Regions from separate parts of the Mus musculus genome. Here region 1 is linked to region 2. A link is a contact called in ENCODE Hi-C or POLR2A ChIA-PET data. All regions are on one chromosome and are shown on one strand. Each heading gives the region's core, a stretch centred on a gene start or an enhancer-like site at or near the end of the contact. The rest is flanking DNA. Distances are from core to core; before and after follow the strand shown. Region 1 holds the start of Zfp746 (zinc finger protein 746). Region 2 holds the start of Zfp777 (zinc finger protein 777).

Region 1 (4,717 bases), core at 1,212-3,711, 38 kb after region 2:
ATGGCTAATTCCCCTTCCTCTGGGACAATCTGATTTGGTCCTTTCTTAATTGCCCCTCCCCCATGAGCTAAAATTACCATTACTGCCAATTTTAACCAATCAAAGAACTGAGTATTTTGCTTGGTTTTTGTGATGAAGTCTCACATAGCCTTGGCTGCTCTAGAACTAAGTGGCAGAGGATGGCTTTGAACCCTTGGTTTTCCTTGCCTTTACCACCCAAGTTCTGGGGTGACAAGTGTGTTGCTATGCCTGGCACTGAGTTGGACTCTTTATACCACCTGAACTTCCTTTAAGGTAAGAATCATTCTCAGACATGAGCTGTCCTGAGATCAGGGATAAACTATAATCTGGTGAGGAAGGCAGATAGTCATACTTTTCACATGTGCAACAACAATCATAAGACTGATGCATCCCTGTCATTGGGAGTGGCATAGAGGCTTTAGTGACTACCTACTGGGGATAAAGAACACATTTGGGTAGGGAATGGGAGGAGCTCTTCCATGTACATCTAAGGTGCAACCCACAGGGTAGATCAGAGATCCTGTCATGGGCGCCATTTCTGGTCAGTGCCTGAAGATGGATGTTTCTTATATTCTAGAAGAATATTCTTGAACAAAAAAGATTGGTGACTGTTTGCAAACAAACAAACAAACAAACAAACAACAACAAAAACAAAACAAAACAAAAAACCAAAAAAACCAAGTTCTAGAAACTAGTGTGGACTCATCTGAGTTGCTGAGAACCAGAAAATGGGAAGACATGAGAAAATGGGGACATGAGAGCTTGACCAGAGGCAGAAAAGCTTGCCTGGGTGGTGCTCAAGAGTTCCTCAGGCTGTACAGAAGGAAGGACACTGGCTCTGACTGGGGACGTTCAGTGGGTCTCAGATGGGTTCTGACTGGCAGAACTGTTAGAGGGAGCAAGTGCTGTGGAGGACACTTCTGGTCCCTTACTCCTCAGGACCAGCCCTGACTGGGATTGCCCCAGACTAGAGTCTATTTCAGACGTATCCTTGTACTTTGCCACCCATTCTCTCTGCTGCAATCTGTGTGTTACACAAAGACATTTGCACAAACATCTATCTTGTTGATGTCATTCTTGTTTAATTTTTTTTTTTAAATGGGGTCCATGGTCTTTGACCTGTGTAGTTGGAAGTAGGGGTTGTGCTCTACTGAAGCCTAGCACCTTGCTAACTTAAAGCGAAGGTGGGATAGTCAATTGCCAAACAGCTAGGGAAGCCAGTACTCTGAGACCGGAGTCACTGATGCCAATTCCTTCAACTCTTTCCTACCCATATGACGAAGCCCAGGCCTTCCCAGCCCCTTCCATTTCTGCAGCCTCATATCCAAAACCATATCTCCAGGCTTGTGGACCAGTTTTGCACTGTCCTGTGTCTGGCCCTTGCCTCTCTTTGCCCAAGCCCTAGAAACCCTAGCTAACTCAACTCACAGAAGCACAGATTACCTGGCTGGGCGGGAGGAGCACCAGAGTCTGCTAAGCACCTGCATTCGAACCTCCACCAGGTTGGCTACGACCTCTTTCTGTTCGACCATAAGGCTACTCGTGTACCTGGACTGCTTTCCTTATTACAGACATTGAACTGTGAGAGCACTGTCTTCCCACACTTTTCTCGCTGAGATTCTTGGCAAGTTAACTTCGTTGGGCCTTCAGCTTTTCTTTTGTATGAAATAATAACTATAATAGTTACTACCCCACAGGTTTGCAGTGCAGACAAAATCATGCCTAAACCGGGCTGAGTGCAGCGCCAGCCTGGCTGGACAAATACGAGCAGTCCTCGCGTGCCGCCTGAGGAGGGTTGGGCACATAGTGGGTGCTCACTGTCTACAGAATCGACGTCGGACACCTCCCAGGTGCCACCAGGCCGCTGGGGGGAGCTGGGAGAGGGAAGCACCGGCCCGGCGCTGAGGAAGGAGCCCGGCCCGGGGACGCGCAGACCGGGAACTTGGCGCAGGTCGGCCTCCCGGGCGCGGACGGCCGTTCCCTGCGCTCGGCTCCACCCGGTCCGGTAGGCCCCGGAGGACCTCGCGGCCGCCCGCCGCAGCCACAGGACCCGCAGGCCCGGTCTGGCCCGGAAGCCCTCCTGGGGCCTGCGGCACAGTGTGCTGGGCCCCGGCCTTCCGGGGCCCGAGGCCGCGCAGGCCAAGCGCGCGGGCCGCCCTTACCGGAGCCGCGGCCGCCTCGGCCATGGCCCTGCGCTGTCCTGCTCGGCGCGAAGGAAGTCGACGCCGCGGCGCGCGGCCCCACGCAGGCCCGGCTGCCGGGTCCTCTCCGCCGGCAGCGCCGCCCGGGCCTGCCGCTACCTTCCCCGCCGCGCTCCTCGCAGGCCGGCCTGCTGCCGCTCCGCCCGCAGCCGCACCGCCGCCGTCAGCGCCCGGCCGCTCCACACTGCATCCTGGGAGCCGGTGCCGCGGCCAGGCCGACGAAGGCCCGTGAGGCTTCCTGGAGGCAGCGCGGCGGCACAGCTCCACCTGCAGCTCGAGCGGCGAACGGCAGCGCCGGCACCCGCTTGCCGCCGCGCTTGGCCCCGCCCTCCTCACGAGGCCCCGCCTCGGCCCGACCTCCGACCACGCCCCCGCATATCGCCACGCCCCCCGCGGCGCCAGTGCTCACCAGCGATGTGCCACCTGGTTTGGCGGTATAAAACTTGGGGGTACGGCCTCGGCAGGCAGTGCGCACCCCGGCACGGTCACTTCCGCAGCTGTCCAGCTGTAGCACGCCTATTTTTGCCTTGAAATGGAATGAATGCTTCCAACAATAGAAATATGGCTTGATAAGTCACAGTAGGTTCTCTGTAGGATTATGTATGTGTGTTATAATAAACATTTTAATGACACAAAAAATGTGGGGTTTCTATAGTATGTATACTATAATAAACATTTTAATGACATGAAAAATGGGTTAAAATGCCATCGTTTAAAATCTTTTTGAATGCAGTTGGAGATACAGTTCAACGGCTAAAAGTACTTGCTGTTCTTGCAGAGGGCTGGGTTTCAGTTCCCAGCATCTCACCACAAGCTGTAGTTACCGCAGATCCAACGCCCTCTTGTGATATATCAGGTAAGCGTGGAAAGATGTTGAACGAGAGTAGTCCGGAACTACTTCATTTTGGCGTTAAAATGCGTAACAAATGTATAACAAGATGTGTGTTATCATGTGTATTATTCATGTTCATACAGTGTTCATATAAAAGGTTATGTCTAACAAAGTTTAGGTAGGTTTGGAAGCATGTCCATTAACGTAGTGCCAGTAGACCCCAGACCCCTAATTTTTTTCAATTCATATTTTTGTTTTTTAATAACAAGGAAAGGAAGAAAAAAGTCAAAATGTAAAATTTCTCCAGAAGCCTAGTGTGGAGCCCCGTGTGGCAAAGAAGATGTATTGCCATTCAGAATTGCCTTCCATGCCACCCCCTAGCAGGAGCCTGCAAGACCAGTGCCTGAGATCTTTTTGTTGTTGCCATTCGTTATTTATTTTATGATTTACTTTTATTTTTGATTATGTATATGCACACATATGTATGCAAATATGTGTACGCGTGTGCAGGAGGTCAGGGGTCTCAGGTTCTGGGAGCAACCTGGGAACTGAAGTTTTGTTCTTACTCTTAATAACTGACCCTCCTTCCCCAGCTCCCTGACTGTGCTGGCTAACTTTATGTTAACACAAGCTATAGTCATTTGAGAGAGGGGAATCCTTTTTTTAAAAAATATTTTTATTAGGTATTTTCCCTCAATTAAATTTCCAATGCTATCCCAAAAGTCCCCCATACCCACCCACTCCCACTTTTTGGCCCTGGCGTTCCCCTGTACTGGGGCATATAAAGTTTGCATGTCCAATGGGCCTCTCTTTCCACTGATGGCCGACTAGGCCATCTTTTGATACATATGCAGCTAGAGTCAAGAGCTCCGGGGTACTGGTTAGTTCATAATGTTGTTGCACCTATAGGGTTGCAGAACCCCTTAGCTCCTTGGATACGTTCTCTAGCTCCTCCACTGGGGGCCCTGTGATCCATCCAATAGCTGACTGTGAGCACATCCACTTATGTGTTTGCTAGGCCCCAGCATAGTCTCACAAGAGACAGCTATATCGGGGTCCTTTCAGCAAAATCTTGCTAGTGTATGCAATGGTGTCATCGTTTGGAGGCTGATTATGGGATGGATCCCTGGATATGGCAGTCTCTAGATGGTCCATCTTTTTGTCTCAGCTCCAAATTTTGTCTCTGTAACTCCTTCCATGGGTGTTTTGTTCCCAATTCTAAGAAGGGGCAAAGTGTCCACACTTTGGTCTTCGTTCTTCTTGAGTTTCATGTGTTTTGCAAATTGTATCTTATAGAGAGAGGGGAATCCTAACTGAGAAAAACAAATGCCTCCATGGCCTTGACATCAGCACCAACCTTCAGGTTTCTGCCCTGCTTGTGTTCCTGAACTACTTTCTTCAATGGTGAATGATGCTTTGAAGTGTAAGGAGGAGAAACCCTTTCTTCCCCCAAGTTCTTCTCATGGTGTGTTGCATTGTGGCAAGAGAAACCCTAAGTCACGGACTGAGATCTTAACACTTCCTTTATCCTCTCCTCAGCCTGCGTGGTCTGTAGGGGTGTGAGAAGGGATGGAGCCATTAGAATACATCCTTCTTATTGTGTAAAAATTGAATTTACCCTGGGGACTGCCCTGGGTGAGCACTTATTCTTAATATTTGAGGA
Region 2 (4,559 bases), core at 1,623-4,122:
TGCTGGGCTGGGCTCCCTCATTGTGGTTCTTGAGGTAGGGACTAGGAAGAAAGGCCTGTGGTGATTGACGCCATGAGACATTAACCTAGTTTTGAGTATGACAAGAGTGTTGGGGACTAGAAGCAGAAGAAAGATGTGTTTTCTTTTGGCACTCTGGTCCCCATCTTGATATCTATGTTAAAATCTTAAACCACCATGGAGGTGACGCCACACTCTTCTGTCAGTACCCAGTTCATTTTCCTAGCCATTCAATACCTTTACTGGATCTGAGCGGAATTTTTCCATGACAATTTTTGTTCTTTTCTTCATAATATTCCTTCAAGGAATCTGTTCAGCTTCTATGCTCTCTATGAGTGCTCTGTAAGGAAGGTAATTAAAACTTGTTTTCTTCACTCGGAAATTAGCATAAGCCTTATGTTCAGTCTTATTGTGTGTGCTCAGTAAATGCCTACTGAGAAAGATAGGTATCAAGGTTATGAGGTATGAGGTTCCTTTTGTCATCTATCAGAGAATTATCTAAACCCACTTCATACCTTCCATAGCTATTTTTCTTAGTTTGTTCATTGATTCACATACAGGTGACTCAGAAAAGCAGCATCCTACTTTTAAGGCTAGGACTGGAGATTTTGAGTCCTGGTCCAGGAAAGACCTTTGAGAAAGCATGAGCAATACTCTGTTATACGGGGGCTCATTAGCAGAGTAAATATGTAGGATTTATTATGTGCCATAAACTGTGTTAAGCATTTTCAAGGATTATCTCATTTAAGCCTCACAAAACCTGATGAAATTCTACTACTAGAATTATTAGCCACATTTAGCCTATGAAAACACTGAAAATAGGAGAGGTTCTATCTACCTTGCCTCAGGTAACACAGACTCCAGAGAGTGTAGGTGACCTCTAGGCCTCAATTATAGACAGAGGCAGCTGATAGGTTTGAGTCCTGAGTCAAAGGCTTGGTGATTAAAAACACCTATGGGAGGCTTACTACAGGCATTCATGTTGGGATGCAGGGCCCTATCCCTTAAAGACATACAGTTTATGGTAGTGCCAAGAGCCCCATAGGAAACCTAATGCAAATTATGAGGTCTCAAAATACATACAAATACAAAATTCTGCAAACCCTGAAAGAGTTCAAAGACCCCTTTACTCTCAACCCTTCACTATTAAGTTGGTAGCATACTAGACAGCCCCCTTAGGTGGAAGCCTCAACCACACAGCTAAAGGAACCAAGAGCCAACACAATGGGCATATTAAGGCAGTCTGCCTGAGGGAGGACTAGGGGATCTGCTTATAATTAGTGGGAAGAGGGAAAAGAATACCTGGAGGGCAGGTTAGGTGCCAAACAGAGTTTTACCTGGGACAAGAAAAAAAAAAAAAGCCAGCAGGACAAGACATCTTTACTAACCACCTGAATCAGACAGAGCTCAAAGGAAAATGGTTTTTTTTTCCTTCTCCATTTAGGGATTTGGAATACTGGAAAGGGGTGAAGGGTCATAAGGTATAGCCCCCCCCCCCCCCAAGTCCTGATACAATGTCATCAGCTCCAGCAAACCTGTGGCTTGACCTTACCCTCAAGCAAAGACAGCTAAATCGAATAAGCTCAAATTCTCAAGCTGCTACCTGCTAGCAGGAGAGGAACGTTAGAATTCCTCTGCGCCACATTTCACAGCTTCTACCTGTCTCTCTTTCCTCCCCACCCTTGTGTGGTAAATGATTAGGGGCTCCAGGATCCATGCCAACATACTAGAAACATGCATAACGACACACATCTGACTTTTTACAAAAGCTGTGCCATTTTCTTACATGACCCAGGATGGTTCACTCAGAATTACATGCCATGAAGACCTAAGCCCAGAGGTAAGAATGTTTAAAAAAAAATCTTCATTTTATTTCCCAGGTGTTTTGTTATTGTTATTTTAAGAACTGCGAGGTTTTTAGGAAGCCATCTATCCTATCTCTTCCAGTATACATGGAAACAGGTTCAAAGGCACGGACTCCCATGCAGCAAACCCGCCTAGCACAGCCAGGGTGCCTCAGAGAGCACGTTGGGTGGGAGGGCGTTTAATTATTGAATGGCCCTCGGAAGAACATCAACCTCTTAGGCTCTCATTCGCCAGACCCCATTTATCCGTACCCCAAGTTTGACTCGGGGTGCTCCTGACGCAGAGGCTATGGATCACACTGCTCCCCACACCGGAGTCGCTGGGCTGGGCGCTGCCCGGCCTTCCCCTCCTCCCCCGACGGGCCGCAGCCAGTGCTCGGCTAGCCCAGGCCGCCCACCCTGGCGAAGCCGCCGCCAGCGCCACCCCTCCCCGTCCAGGCCCGCGGCACGCTGGGCAGGCCTCTACGGGACTGCGGGCACCTAGCCCGGGCCGACTCGCTACGTGACCTTGGGGCAGGCAGGGCAGGTCGCCGCCGGGTGTCCGTGCCTCAGTGTCTCCGCTCTGCGAAATGGGAGAGCCGCGTCAGCACCGCGCCCAGGCCGGGAGCCGTTCCGCGGGGCCGAGCTCTGCGGAAAACGTGCCGCTGGCCACCCCGACGGACGCAGCGCCGGCTCCGCAGCCAGGGAGCGAGCGCGCCGCCCGCGCCCCACCTCGGGCCGCGTGTCCGGGAGCCGTGCGGCCGCGCAGCCTCGCACGGACGGCCGCCGCTCCCGCCCGCCCCGGCCGTCCTCCCCCCCAGGGGGCGCGCGAGCCCGCCAGGGCGCCCCCTCCCCGCTAACGTCGCCGCGCCCGGCCCTTACCGAGACCCCAGGCCGGGCCACCGAGCCCGGAGCACGCAGGCTGTCCCCGGGGCCCCGAGGCCGCGCGTCCGTGCGCGCGCGGGCTGCCCTCCCCCGAGCCGGGGCCGCCTCGGCCATGGCCCCGCGCCGCCCGGCCCGCGCCGTGCGAGTCCCCGCCGCCGCCGCCGCCGCCGCGCGCAGCCCCACGCAGGCCCGGCGCCGTGGGCGGGCTGGCAGTGCGGCGCGGCCTGGCCTCACCCGCCGGGGCTGCGCGGCCGTCGGGCCCCGGCCTGCTCGGGGCTGTGCTCGGCGGGCGGGCGCGGGCGGCGGTGGCGGCGGTGGCGGCGTCGGAGCGCGGCTGTGCGGGCTGCGCCCGGGCGGCGAGCTGGGCCCCAGCGCTCTGCGGCCGCCCCCGGCGCGCTCGCCCGCCCCGAGCGGCCGACGCTGCGACCCCGGCTGCGGCCCGGGTCCCGGCTGCGAGCTGCGCGGCCGTCCCGGCGCCTCTTCAGCAGGGGAGCTGCACCGCAGCTGCCATGTTGCTACAAACTGCATCCTGGGAGGCATGTCCCTCTCAGGCGTTTCAAGAGGAGCGCTCGGAGGCTCGTCGGAGGCGGCCGGAACCCAGACAGCTCCATCTACAGCCGGTAGGAGCGAACAGTGAGGCGCGGGCCGCCTCGGCGCCGGACACGCCCTGAGCCCGTCGCGGCTCCCGGTCCCTCGCGGCTCACCTGGCGTCTTGGCGGCCCGGCGCCCTCGGGCCAGGCCGCGGCGGGCAGCGGCGGGCAGCGGCGGCGGCGGAGGCGGCGGAGCGGAATCCCGGGCGCGCGGCGCGCTGGGTCTGGAGGCGGGCCGATGGGCTCCGACAGCCTTCCGCCCGCGGCCGCCTGCGCGTCTCAAACCCAGAACCCGGTCGTTGGCTTTCAAAACCTGCGCTCACAAAGGGATCGGAGAGAGCCGTCACACCACAGAAAGCCGGAGTTCATGTGACCAGCGCAGTGCAGCCCGGGTTCCAGGGACGCGGGCTGTGGATCCAAGGGGAGCGAGGGGTGGGGGTGGGAGTGCTTTGTGAAAAGCCTCAGTGTTGTTTTCGGCCAGAAAGGACAGAATTCCTGGAATCTTTGAGGGCACGGGTTGGAAGGGGCTAGACGGGCTACTTAGGAGGAAACTGAGGCCGAGCCGGGAGTGGCTTGCTGATCCCAAGTTGCAGTTTTCGCCCCCTTGTACTCTTTCCAACCATGAGAGAGAACCCTCTTTCCTGGACAGGTTCAGTGAATCGCACGTTTACTGAATTTGCAGGAGCTGCCAAGATTTGGGAATGGAATGAAAAAAGAAAAATAAGTCTGAGCAGGTGTCCTGGTTACAGTTAGGGATGAATGAACCCCAACTGGAACCTAGAGGAAAAGCCAGAATAATTTTTTCACTTCATAGAACCCCGGGGGTGTCTGGGTTGGAGCTTGTCTTAGAAGGCAACCGGGCAATATGAAGCTCTCAGTAAAAAAACGGAGACCACCAGGCCAAGGACATCTCATTTATTCGTGAAGTGTCACGTGCTCCCCCCCAATATGTCTATGAATTGCGTATCATGTGTGCATACACAGGCAGTGCACACTACTGGCTTTCCTATTCTTGAAGTTTTACATAAGTTGTATTTATTCAGCCCATATCCTGTTGCAACTTTTTGTTATCTGGGTGGATACAGTATGTGTAAACAAGTCTATCTACCTGGTCTATTCATTCTAACCCCTATATAGTATTTCATTATCCTTCGGGGGAAATGAATCCAAACCTGCTGCCAGGATGCCACATATACATCACAGACATACATAGCGCATTGTG

The links. A loop is a pair of places that touch in the nucleus more often than their neighbours do. ChIA-PET counts read pairs that join two places held with the same protein, here RNA polymerase II (POLR2A).
Region 1: a loop to region 2 is called in a map of heart, with 4 times the contacts of the local background. The contact joins the promoter of Zfp746 here to the promoter of Zfp777 in region 2. A Hi-C loop is called at or near these places in 11 of 37 maps with a recorded cell type or tissue (heart, left cerebral cortex and v-Abl transformed pro-B cells). POLR2A ChIA-PET finds 5 or more read pairs at or near these places in 1 of 5 experiments (Patski).

What each region holds. Positions count from the first base shown.
Region 1 is chr6:48,084,132-48,088,848 of GRCm38, forward strand. It overlaps Zfp746 (zinc finger protein 746), which reads right to left and starts at 2,462. Exons shown (of 7, transcript NM_001163475.1): 1 at 2,184-2,462. The coding sequence starts at 2,207.
Region 2 is chr6:48,045,242-48,049,800 of GRCm38, forward strand. It overlaps Zfp777 (zinc finger protein 777), which reads right to left and starts at 2,873. Exons shown (of 6, transcript NM_001081382.1): 1 at 2,745-2,873. The coding sequence starts at 2,861.